Linked DNA regions of Homo sapiens: region 2 is linked to region 1. A link is an interaction called in ENCODE POLR2A ChIA-PET data of the cell type or tissue named here. Cell type or tissue: OCI-LY7. All regions are shown on one strand. Each heading gives the region's core, and the rest is flanking DNA. Links, peaks and the distances in the headings are about the cores only. Region 1 has its middle 49 kb from the start of BCL2L14. Region 2 overlaps LRP6 (LDL receptor related protein 6).

Region 1 (6,507 bases), core at 688-5,687:
AGCTACTGCACCTTGCCCCTGCTACCTATTCTCTACTAGGCTTTGTGAAAACATTACCCTGTACATGTGCAGTTTTGTTTTCAACTAGATTCAGGTGGTCTCCTCTGCAGATTTTTGGATTTCTGCTCTGTGCAGCTCCTGCCTCTCTCGTACCCTGTCCCACACACTCAATCCCTGCAGCAGCCCTAACCTTCGGTCTCTTTCCTCCATCCTCAGTTTGGGCTCCACTTCCGCGTGCTGTGGTTGGAAAGCCCCAGGCAGGAGGCCAGAGTAAATGTGGGTTTCACCTCTTGTGTTTCTTCTCTCAAGCATCACATCCCTGCACCATCTGTAGCGTTGCACCTGAAAACAGTTTCATATAATTCGTCCAGTTTTATTGTTGTTTATGGCAGGAGGGCACAACCAATACCCCTTACTGTGTCGTGGTGACAACCACAAGTTAGACCAGACATCATTAGTTTATTTTATAGTTAAGGGAACTGAGGCTCAGAGCACAGAAGCACTTTGCTCAAGATCATCTGGGAACCAGCTGAGTAAGGGCTAGGACTCAGGTTAGAGCCTATTAGAGCCCCATTAGGGGCTCTTGACGTTACTTCCACTTTTTGTTTCCCACTTTCCTTTCCTATCTTGTTCCCCTTCGAGGAGAATATACGGTCATCTTGTGTCCACCTTGGTGTCCCCATTTCTGTCATATTTCACATTGACTCTCATTTTCACGGCTTTGAACTTTGCTCTGTCTTATCTGGAAAATTCTATATTTTAGACCTCCTCCCCTTTTTGCTTCCATTTTTGTCAGAATATCTATGTTGCTTATCAATTATTGTATTTTCTCAGTATCAAGCACCGTGCTTGGCACGTAGACATCTCTTGATAAATGTTTGTCGATGGGACCAAGGAAGAAATGAGTATCATTTTATCCTTTTTTTTTTTTTTTTTGAGACAGAGTCTCACTTCTTTCACCCAGGCTGGAGTGCAGTGGTGCGATCTCAGCTCACTGCAACCTCTGCCTCCCAGGTTCAAGTGATTCTCGTGCCTCAGCCTCAGTAGCTGGTATTATACAGGTGTGTGCCACGATACCTGGCTAATTTTGTGTATCTTTAGCAGAGACAGGGTTTTGCTATTTTGGCCAGGCTGGTCTCAAACTTCTGGCCACAAGTGATTCACTCGCCTTGGCCTCCCAAAGTGTTGGGATTACAGGCGTGAGCCACTGCGCCTGGCCTTATTCATCTTTTGACCCTTTTCCGCCATGTGTCATTGAAAACAGGTGCGCTGTGAGGTCCAGGTGAGGAGCAAAAGTCTGCAGGCGTTGGCAGGGAGAGCCCCTGGCATGGTGTGCCCTTCACACACAGCCAGAACATGCTTGTCTCTTGATACGGGCTGTTGGCTGAGAATTCATGCATTTCTTTGTTATTCTTGTCATACTGGAATTAACCTACAGCCTTTTTTTCGCTTTCTATATCTTTCCTTCTCCTGGCAACAGTTTCATAAAGATCCCTTTCATTATCCATTTCAATCATGCCACTAAGATCTATCCACTTCTTTCTTTTAATTTTATCATCACTCTTTCCTCCCTACATTTCTAGCACACACTAGAATCTCGTATGCAATTTATTTCTGCTGTATCTTTCTCTTTTCCCCATTTCCATCTCTGGATGCTTTTCTAGAAACCTCTCTGTGGTACTTTACATTTCATCATTTCGATTCCAATGTATTCATCCTGGTTTCTCTGTTTATTGCTTTGCTTGAGGGACTCTGCTTATCTCTTCAAAGCCTTTGATTTCAGGGCCACTTTCCTTGAGCATCTGCTCACATCATTTTCCTACTTGTCCACCACTGCCAGCCAGGGAAGATCAGAGGCCTGCCCTCCCGCTGATCTCCCCTCTTTTGTTTTTAATCCCTTCTTGTTCCATCAGGAATTTCCTCCCTTCTTTATACCACTGCCAAACTTAGGTTTTCAGAGGTGAATTTTGGCTGTTAACTTCATAAAATACAAATGGAAACATCATTCCTGTTGCGTCACAACCTCTGTTCTTTCTTGTACCTAGAAACTGGGCCACCCTCCTGGCTCAGTTTCCATTTGGTAGCCATGTGGCAGCAGCTGGTATGTGTGTTTAAATAAACCCCATTCAGTTCTGTGCTCTTGAAACCTGCATTATTTGGTTTGTTGGGCACTCGTCTTAGATTTCCCATTTCATTTTTTTCTCAAGAATCCGTGGAAATCTTCCTCTACTCCTTCCACCTGTACCTTTCTTGTGGCGTTTAGGAAGCGGATCATATGTTTGTACATAGCTTTTCTCTTGAAAATTTCATTAGGGGGCTCTATGGATTTCTTTCGGGGAACATGCATTTCCATGAAGTGAATCGTTTTGCTTTTTTAGGTCATAAGCATTGTTATGTATCATCAGATCCAGATCCCATAAGTCTTTGGAAGGTTCTTATAATAAACTGTAAACAAAAATCTCACTCTGAAAATTGTCTGGTAAGGAAATCCACAGAGCCAGTTCCTTTCCTAGTTCCTGGTGAATAAACTGCTTCAAACAGGTAATACCTAGATTTCTTACACAAATGTACACCCAGTTTTTCCTTCCCTAGGGTCCTCTTGTCTTCTTTTTAGTGTTTCTTTTCTCACATTGCTTCTTTGAATTACTCTTTATCCTCTTTATATGACTTTAATTAGGCTTTGAAGCCTTCTTTTACATTTCTTTTTCTTTGCTTTCTGTTTTCTGCCCATTCCTCCAGGACTTGGGATCCATCCATTCACAATGAGAATTTCAACAGCGATTCCTCCCTACTTCCTCTTTCATGGACCTCACAGAACTTTCCTCCTGGAGCCAGTCTTGCTGGCCCCGGTTCCTCTTCTCATTAGAAGCTATCTCTCCTAGAGTCCTTCTTGCAGCACTGACCACCACAACGTGGCTTCTGTTTTCCCTTTTCCTTTGTTTCTATCACCGGGTGAAATCAGTCTTCTCCTCTGCGTTTCCCTGAAGCTCTACTAACCCCCTTTTCCTTCCCTCCCCATCTCAGGTGGCTTCCTTGAGTTCACCAGAGCAGCTGTCCCCAGTTTCCCTTTGTTGTTTCTCCTCTCACTCCGCACCCTTGAACCCTTGAGTCCAGCCCCGCTGGTTCAGCTCATGGCATTAAGGCCTGCTCTTGGGCAGTGTGCAGAGCCTTTCTCCAGGAAAGGCCACACACTAGGTAATTACGGTTTTATTTTATTATTAATTTTATTTTATTAGTATTATTTTTCTCTCTGTCTCGCTCTGTCGCCCAGGCTGGAGTGCAGTGGTGTAATCTTGGCTCACTGCAACATCCACCTCCCAGGTTCAAGCGATTCTCCTGCCTCAGCCTCCCAAGTAGCTGGGACTACAGGCACATGCCACCACGCCCGGCTAATTTTTGTATTTTTAGTAGAGACAGGGTTTCACCATGTTGCCCAGGATGGTCTCAAACTCCTAACCTCAGGTGATCTACCTGCCTCGGCCTCCCAAAGTGCTAGGATTCAAGACGTGAGCCACCTCGCCCAGCAGATAATTATGTTTTTATTCTCAACACCTGCATGTTTCACTTCCTGATATGCTCAGATGATTTATGGAAGCTCATCTTTTTCCATTTCCCCCAACTCTTATTGGAGTATAATTGACAAATAGAAATTGTATGTAGTTAAGGTGTACAACCGATGTTTTGAGATATGTATACATGATTAAATGATCACACAGTCAAGCTATTAACATCTCTATCACCTCACATAGTAGTCATTTTCTCTTATTTTGTGATGGGAGTACTTAAGATCTTACCTCTTAGCAAGTTTCAAGTGTACAATACAGTATTATTAACTATAGTCACCGTGCTGTACGATAGACCTCCAGAAATTATTCATCTTGCATAACTAAAACTTTTTACCTTTTGACCAACATCTCCCCATTTTCCCTCCCTATTACCCCCTGGCAACCACTGTTCTGCTCTCTGCTTCTGTGAGTTTGATTATTTTAGATTTTTTGCATAAGTCAGATCATGCAGTATTTGTCTTTCTGAATCAGGCTTATTTCACTTAGCATAATGTCCTCCAGGTTCATCCATGTTGCAAATGACAGGATCCTGCCCCCGGCCCTTTAACGCTGAATAATACTCCATTGTATATATGTGTGTGTGTGTGTGTATATATATATATATATATATATATATTTTACATTTTCTTTATCCATTCATCCATTGATGGACATTTAGGTTGTCTCCATATCTTTTGAGCCTCATCTTTTGCAGGCTTTCATCTTATACAAAAAGTATAGGAAAGTATCTCAAACTTTTCTGATAACAGTTCAGTTTTCTATTTCCCAGTCTAAACTCCATAGCAGCCAACCATTATTGGTCTACCAAGATGGTTAATACCTTGCCAAATCTCATTAACTGAATCATAATGTCTTTATGAACAAAGCTCCTAGATTTCACCAGACAGCTATTCTAGTGTTCTGACCCCTTTTTACTGCTAAAGTCTCTGAAATACATCAGGTTTCTGAATATTCTGATGGTCTGAACTTACTACTCATTTCTAGGAAGGTCTGCAAGTCTGTACTTTGGGTTCATGCATAATGAATGAAAACCAGGGTCTCCACCACACGTCTCAGACTGCAAGGGATTTTAGAAGGTGCTGCGTGGTTGCTATTTCCATTGTCTGGGCAATAATGGAGAACTCTTGTGACGTACAGTTTCCTATAGCATCTGGAGCAAAGCCAAAATTTTGATATGTTCTTTTCCAGAACTTCTCTAAGTTTGGGGACACTTTTAGTGTCCAGACCCGTGGGATCAGGAATTCTTTGTTTACATTTATGGTTGGTTTTATGGTTGGTAGAACTGATGACTATTTAATTGGTGCAGTAAGAGATCACCCCGCTTCAAACCCATTGGGTCCATATGATTGCATCAGCAGGTATTGGGTATGACCGCTTCGAGCTCTGTTGCCTGGTTTGTGAGACCCTGGCTTCAAGACACTCCTGTTAAAAGGCAAATATCCTTGAAGAGTCCTATTAGATAATTTCCTAGGGAGGGGCCTGGCCATTCCATTGCCTTTGGAGTCAGATGAACATGGATTCCCATTCTGGCTCTTCTACTTACGAGGTGAATGACCTACAAAGTCTTTGAGCCTCAGTGTCCTTTTCTGTAAAAACAGACATAACAAAACCTACTTCATTGGATTGTTCTCACCGTTCAGTGAGGGCTTTGGAAGGGTATTGTTATGACAAAGTGCTATGTAAAGGGCAGTAAATTGTCCCTCTTTTTGTTTCTTCCTCTTGCCTTAACCTTCTTGAGTGTGTGTGTAGAGGGGGGCCTCGCTGGCATCCAGGACATACAATAAATAAAGAGACAGGATGGTTATAAGAATACAGCGCTTGGGGCAGATGGAAAAATTCTGCCCCAAGGTAGACAGGGCAGCATAGGACTAAGGGCGAGAACTATGTGAAATAGGCCAGGCGCGGTGACTCATACCTATAATCCCAGCACTTTGGGAGGCTGAGGCGAGTGGATTGCTTGAATCCAGGAGTTTGAGTTCAGCCTGAGCAACATAATGAGACCATATCTCTATAAAAAATAAAAAAATTAGTCAGGCAGGGCCGCTAATGAATGGTGGTGGTGTGCTCCTGCAGTCCTGGCTACTCAGGAGGCCGAGGCTCAGGGAGGATCGCTTGACCCAGAAGGTTGAGGCTACAGTGAGCTGTGATTTTACCACTGCACTCCAGCCTGGGCGACAGAGTGAGAGCCTGTCACCCCACCAAAAAAAAAAAAAAAGAAAGAAAAAAGTGAAAGAAACCCTCATGTCGGGTGAAAGGGTCCCTTTCTCCTCTTTTGTGGAAGGTGGGTGTCAGCACTTGTTTTATTGCAGGAGGTGGGGAGGCAGTATTGTATGTTTCTTTGATTGAAATGTTGTTGCTGTTGTTGTTGTTGTTTTGGATGGACTAGAACAGTATTAAGACAAGAAAGGTGCCAGATGCAGTGGCTCATGCCTGTAGTCCTCAACTTGGGAGGCTGAGGCAAGAGGATCGCTTGAGCCCAGGAGTATGAGGCTGCAGTAAGCCATGATTGTGCCACTGCACTCCAGCCTTGGTGACGGAACAAGAGACCCTGACTCTAACAGAAAAAAAAAAAAAAAAAAAAAAAAAGACAAGGAAGAATGTTAGATTGCAAAGGCAAAGGTATAGGACATAGAATTGTGCACAGAAGGTTGGGGGGCTCAGGGAAGGTAAATGGCGCTCACTCACCAACTTTGCTCAGGACAGACCCTAGTTTTCTCCTGGACATTGAGCGTATTCACGTTAGTCTCTCAGCCTAGAATGAACGGAATTTATTGTGTTAAACTGGTGAATCAAAGGGACATGAATGCTAACTGAGGAACAGCTGTGGGACTCTGCTGTGGGATCCCAGTTGTAGCAACTTGCTCAGGTGTCTGTGTGCAGTGTTGGCTGTCAGAGGAATGAGATCGAGTTTGGGTGGGCTACCTCTTATCCAGGTAATCTG
Region 2 (6,507 bases), core at 578-5,577, 120 kb before region 1:
TTTTTACGGTTAACATCTTTTATGTTGTTTAAGAAATCTTCATGGGAGTTGAGGGATGAGAAATTACTTAATGCGTACAACGTACACTATGGTTTTACACTAAAAGCTCACACTTCACACTTGTACACATCATAGATACATAGTATATATCCATGTTAAAAAAACTTGTACCACATAAATGTATAGCAATAAGAAAAAAGAAAGAAATGTTTGTCTTCTGCAAAGGTACAAAAAGATACTTTAGTTTTTTCCCTGAAATTTCTTCATTTAACTTTTCTTATTGGGATCTGTAATCCATCTGGAATTGATTTTGGTGTGTAGTGTGAGGCAGGGGTTAAAATGCATTTTTTTCCACATTACTGTTGGATTCAGCATCATTTACTGGAAAGACTGTCCTTTCCCTACTACTCTGTAGTATCACCTTGGTCATAAATGAGGTGACTGTATTTGTGTGTGTTTGTTTCTAGACTCTGATGTTCCCTTGGTCACTTTGCCTTTACTTATATTATACTGTCAATTATTATAACTGCAATAGATTCATCTGTGTCTTCAGTATTTTTTCAGGATTACCTTGGCTATTGTTAACTACCGCAATTTCCATGTACATTGTAGAATCAGCTTGTGAGTTTCCCCTTCCAAAAAAAATCACATACTAAGATGTTCATTGGGTTTGCATTAAATTGATAGTTTAGAGAGAATTATTATCTTTATAATATTAATCTTCTAAACCATGATCATGGTAAATCTCCCTGTTTATTTAGATCTTTAATTTCTCTTAATGTTTTATAATTTTCAGCATAGAGGTCTTGCCTATCTTTCATTAGAGTTGTTATTCCTTCTTATTTGGTGCTTTTAAACGCTAGTGGTAAAGACTATTCTAAACTTAATGTTTTATTTTCTAATTGTGCCTGGAATATGGAAATACAATTTCTTTTTTTCTCCTTCTAGCATATTAGCTTGTACCACAGGACCATGCTAAGTATACTTATCTTTAGGATTTTTTATGTTATAGAATCATGTTTCTTCAAATAATGAGAGTTGTGTTTTTTTCTTTCCTTATACTGGCTGGGGTCCCCCAGTACAGTGTTGAATAGGATGATAATAGAATCCTTTTTTGTTGTTGTTGTTTTCTAGGTCTTGGAGAAGCATTCAGTACTTTTGTGATTAAGTATTCTTTGCTAAGGTTTTTCTGTAGATAACCTTTGTCAAATTAAGGAATTTACTTACTTTCCCCAGTTTACTGGGATAAATAAAATCTAGCATGATATATTATTCTTTTTTTTATTGCTGGATTTGATTTGCTAATGTTTTGAGATTTTTTTTAATCTACGCTCATGAGAAGGATTACCTTATAATTTTCTTTTCTTGTCAGGTATTTGTTGGTGTTTTGCCATCAAGGCTTTGTTGGCCACATAAAAAGAAATGTTTGTTCTTTTTCTATTCTCTGAAAAAGGTTACTGTCAAGTTGATTTTTTTTTTCTTACGTATTCACAGATAATTATGCTTTCATCCTGGGACCTTTTTCTATTTCGTATTTGTAGCCACCCACATAGCCTTTTATAGCGAATTGCATCCAGTGCATGCTTAGTTTGTTGAATAAATAAGCATATCTTTTCCTTGTTGGTTCCAGTAGCTTACTTATTTTTCACCAGCATCAAAGTAGATCAGGTCCTTACCATATCTGGGGGCCTGCAGTGACACTATTGACTTCCTTTTTTACCCAGTTGTCTACCTCAGACCATCCTTTCATTACCGCCAGCTAATCTTTAAAAATCATTCTTCTTTATTGTTTAATTTTAATTTTCATTAAAGTAATACATGTAAATATTATGGATATCAAACTGTTCTACCTGGCTTGTAACAAAAAACAAGCCTACTGCTCTACTCTGCTGCTCTCAGTTCCCATGCTTAGAAGCATTCACAACTATTTTCACTTATTTTAAAATAAACTTGCTTAAAAATGCTATTTCTTGATTTTTCTCTTTTAGACGTTAAACATTGACTTCCTTTGGAAGATAAAGATTTTGCTATCTTAAACCATATGTCGCCAAAATACACGTGTGAATTTTCTTTCCATCCTCCCCAGCATAGTTATGAACTTTCCAGAATTCGAGGCACAAGTTTGCAGATAGAAAGGACCCACCTGTGACTAGTGCCATAATTTTTTTAAGTCTAGACTTAATTACTTATTATTTATGGCTATGAACATATTACTGTTAGGTACATTTCTTTCTAAAACTTTTTTCCTCCCTGCAGAGTTAATACTTGTGTAATGTAAATATTGTTTCAATAAATGGATATGCATCAAGCAGTCCATCTATTTGTCTTCATAATTAAAATCACATCTCTGGGTTTCTTCATCATCTTGCTGCAGTCTGGATTTGCTTGGTTTCTAGGCTAACTTCATTTCTCCATTGTCCTGGGAGTATACAGATGCTGAACCTGCTATTTCCTGGACTCCATTTCTTCTGGTTTTCTTAAGAGAGACCATTTTCTAGCAGCTTCTTGAAAGGGGCTCATCATAAAAGGTTAAAATTCTTGATCTTGTTTGAATTTTTTTTCCTCCTCACACTTGGTTGATAATTTGCTTTCATGTTTTATAGCTGTTTTCTCTCAGAATTTCGAAAATAGAACTCCATTGTCTTTGAGCATCTTGTGTCATTGGGAAGTTTGATGTGACTGTGATTTCAGTCTTTGTATGCTGTCCTTTTCCTTTTTCCTCCAGAAGCTTTTAACATGTTCTTTCCCCTCAATGTCCTAGAATTTGATACTGTGCCTTTGTTTGATTCCTCCCTTCTTTCCTTTTTTCTTTCTCTCCACTCTCCCTCCCCCAGCCCTTTCCTCTTCCCCTTTCTCATCATTCCCTTCTTTTCCCCTTCTCCTTCCCCTTCTTTCCCTTCTTCTTCCTTTCTAGTCCTTTTCCCCTTGAGCTTGGGGGAAGCATTCAATACTTTGTGATTAAGTATTCTTTGCTAAGGTTTTTCTGTAGATAACCTTTGTCAAATTAAGGAATTTAACTTCTTTTCTCAGTTTGCTGGAATAAATAAAATTTAGCATGGTACATTCTTTTTATTTATTGCTGGATTTGATATGCTAATGTTTTGTTTTAAGATTTATTTTTTTAATTGGCCAGGTGCAGTGGCTCACGCCTGTAATCCCAGCACTTTTGGAGGCTGAGGCGGGCAGATCATGAGGTCAGGAGTTCAAGGCCAGCCTGGCCACCATGGTGAAACCCCATATCTACTAAAAATACAAAAATTAGCCTGGCATGGTGACGGGTGCGAGTAATCCCAGCTACTCAGGAGTCTGAGGCAGGAGAATCACGTGAAACCGGAAGGTGAAGGTTGCAGTGAGGCGAGATTGAGCCACTGCACTCTAGCCTGGGCGAAAGAGCAAAACTCCGTCTCAAAAAAAAAAAAAAAAGATTTTTAAAATCTATGCTCGTGCTTTCCCTTCCCCTTCCCTTCCTTCTCATTGAACTGGTTACTAGGTTGATCCTTTCTGTCTAGAAGTCTACACCTTAAATTCTGGAATGTTTTCTTGTGTTGTTTCTTTGATAATTTATTTTTCATTTTCCTATTTTGGAGCTTTTTATTTTTATGCTGAACCTTCTTGACTGTAGCTGTATTTTTCTCACCTATTATCCATCTCTTTGTGTTTTTGTTATACTTTCTGAGGAGAGCTTCTCAAATTTGTCTCCCAACCCTCTTGTTGCATTTTTCTTTGAAATTTTTGGATATCATGTTTTTAATTTCCAAGGGCTCTTTTTTGTTCTCCAAATGCTCTGCCCCTCTGAAGACAGCCTATTCTTTAGGTTTTTTGTTTTTTTTTTAATTGGTATTTATTTGTTTTCTTCTGCTTTTGTGTCTTTTTCTCCAAGTTCCTTTGTTGTGTTTGTCTTGGGCTTCAAATTTAAAGATAGAGGTTTTCTTTAAATATTTGGTGATCCTTAGCTGTTTGTATTTAGTATGAGGCTTAAAAATACTGAGAACATTGCTGTGTAATTTCTTACACATATTTTCAATTAGTACTCCTCTTTCAGCCCCAGCCACATAACTCCTACCTTTGTTCCATTCTAAAATACCTGGTGCTTCCACTTTCTGAGCTAATTAATTTCATTGTTAGCTTCACTGGCTGTAGGCCTTTAGCTTTCTCTGGGCTACTGTGTCATTATCCCTGGTCTATCTATTCTCCAGCTTCCAAAATTTATATCACTTTCCTGCTCTCTTCTGTTCTTCTGCCTTCTTTGTCCTTATGGGTTTATACCTTCAAAATTATTTTCTTTTTCTTTCTTTCTTTTTTTTTTCCTGAGACAGGGTCTCACTCTGTCACCCAGGCTGCAGTGCAGTGTGAACTTGGCTCACTACAGCCTTGACCTCCCTGGCTCAAGGAATTCTCCCATCTCAGCCTCCTGAGTACCTGGACTACAGGCGCATGCCACCATGCCTGGCTAATTTTTATATTTTTTGTAGAGATGGCATTTTGCCATGTTGCCCAGGCTGATGTCGAACTCCTAGGCTCACGTGATCCTCCTGCCTCAGCCTCCCAGATTACTGAGATTACAGGTGTGTGCCACTGCACCCGGCCTAAAATTTTTTCAATCACCATATTAGTAGAGTTTTAGGAGAGAATATATAAGTAAACTTGTGCTTAGCCTACCATCTGAATGTTGACTCAGGCAATGCCTTCCCATCTGGAATATCTCCCCACTTTTCTTCATTTATTAAAAAGTTGGCATTTTGCTTGCCTCTTTCCTGAAACTTTCCTTGATACTTCCAAAATATCAGCTAATGTCTTTGTTTGACTGAACTCATGACTTAGGAACCGTGAACTTTCTATAAATATTTGAAGGACTGTTATGAAAAAGAAGGAATGAGTATATTTTTTCTTTTTGAGTGAGGGAGAAACTGAATAAAGCAGGGTGGGGGGTATGAACACAGATTTTAGCCCACTGTATAAAAGAACTTTCTCACTGTGCAACAATAGCAGAAGTTGCCTCCTCAGAGTCTGGATGACTCTATGTCTGAGATGATTAGAAATAATTCTTACCTTGGGGTGAGTCAGTCATTTTTTCTAATTGTGTTCTGAGAAGCCAGGTGGGGTGAGAGTGAAGCTGTTCTTCATAAATGCCTCAGGTATACTCAGAACTCTGGGTCCACCACCACTGCTCCTCCAGAGAAGTGCCATTTTTATCTGTTGTATATATAAGTTAGGGTTTTTCAAACTACTGTTCTAAGTTCTTTTCTACATTTCTATGAACTAGAATATTTACTGCACATTGGGCACTTACTTGCTCTTGATTGCATATTAATATCTAGTTTATTGGCTGTTTTCTAGTGTATGTCTTACCATGATTTTTAAGTTTTGTGGTAGAGATCTTGTTTTTTTTTTCTTTTCTCTACCTGTAGAATCTAACTGGTAGTCAGTAAATAATTACCAAAAGTATAACTTGACCCACATGAGTCATTTCTGTTGAATTTTCTCCTTTTCCAAGGTGCTAACCGGATAGTATTAGAAGACTCCAATATCTTGCAGCCTGTGGGACTTACTGTGTTTGAAAACTGGCTCTATTGGATTGATAAACAGCAGCAAATGATTGAAAAAATTGACATGACAGGTCGAGAGGGTAGAACCAAAGTCCAAGCTCGAATTGCCCAGCTTAGTGACATTCATGCAGTAAAGGAGCTGAACCTTCAAGAATACAGTAAGTGTTAATGGGATAAAGCTAATTGGAGGAATCATGTGTTATAATAAATTAATATGTACTTTTGTGGATTTTTAAACTCTGTTTCCTTGAAGACTTTCATGCACTTTTAGTTTTGCCATTTTTTTGAACTCTCCATGCTTTTTTTTTTTTGGAGACGGAGTCTCACTCTGTCGCCCAGGCTGGAGTGCAGTGTCACGATCTTGGCTCACTGCAGCCTCTGCCTCCCGGGTTCAAGTGATTCTCATGCCTCAGCCTCCAGAGTAGCTGGGATTACAGGTGCATGCCACCATGCCTCGCTAATTTTTTTTTTTTTTAATTTTTAGTAGAAGCAGGGTTTCACCATGTTGTCCAGGCTGATCTCGAACTTCTGACTTGAAGTGATCTGCCCACCTTGGCCTCCCAAAGTGCTGGGATTACAGGTGTGATCCACCACACCCAGCCTCTTCATGCTTTTAAAGCCTTATGTCAACCTTACCCGGGAGCTTTTCCAAATTAAACATAATCTCATAAACCAGAAATGGGGGAAAGGCATGGGTCTTGCCTGTTAAAAAAGAATATTTCCTGGTACAACAATGACTGCTTATCATGCCTTGTTTTTCTCTCCTTCAGTTCCTTTGGGAATACTGATAACATAAAGCATCTATTTCTTTTCTTCCCTCTCTATACTTCCCCCCATAGCTTGAAAAAAAGTAAAAATTATATAATGATGAATATAGTTATAATGGGTTAATCTTATTCTTAGGCAAAACAAACTAAAAATTAGTGTGTAAACATAGAGAAGACTCTGTTTAATTAGTAGG

What was found. Peaks named below come from ENCODE experiments on the same cell type or tissue, not always from the same donor. Only the 100,000 strongest peaks of a DNase experiment are listed, where the experiment ranks them.
Region 2: POLR2A ChIA-PET joins it to region 1 with 7 read pairs; 2 of 35 experiments call an interaction of 5 or more read pairs at or near these places.

The regions. Positions count from the first base shown.
Region 1 is chr12:12,019,056-12,025,562 of GRCh38, reverse strand. No RefSeq gene overlaps it. Among named protein-coding and RNA genes, the nearest start is that of BCL2L14, 49 kb to the left of the region's middle. RefSeq lists an enhancer at 1,451-1,500. In OCI-LY7, for the core only: no CTCF peak of the experiment used is centred there; DNase peaks (open chromatin) are centred at 1,332, 2,068 and 3,572; H3K4me3 peaks cover 2,487 bases; H3K27ac peaks cover 4,121 bases.
Region 2 is chr12:12,137,522-12,144,028 of GRCh38, reverse strand. LRP6 (LDL receptor related protein 6) reads left to right here. Exons shown (of 23, transcript NM_002336.3): 16 at 5,495-5,704. Among named protein-coding and RNA genes, the nearest start is that of MIR1244-4, 29 kb to the right of the region's middle. In OCI-LY7, for the core only: no CTCF peak of the experiment used is centred there; no DNase peak of the experiment used is centred there.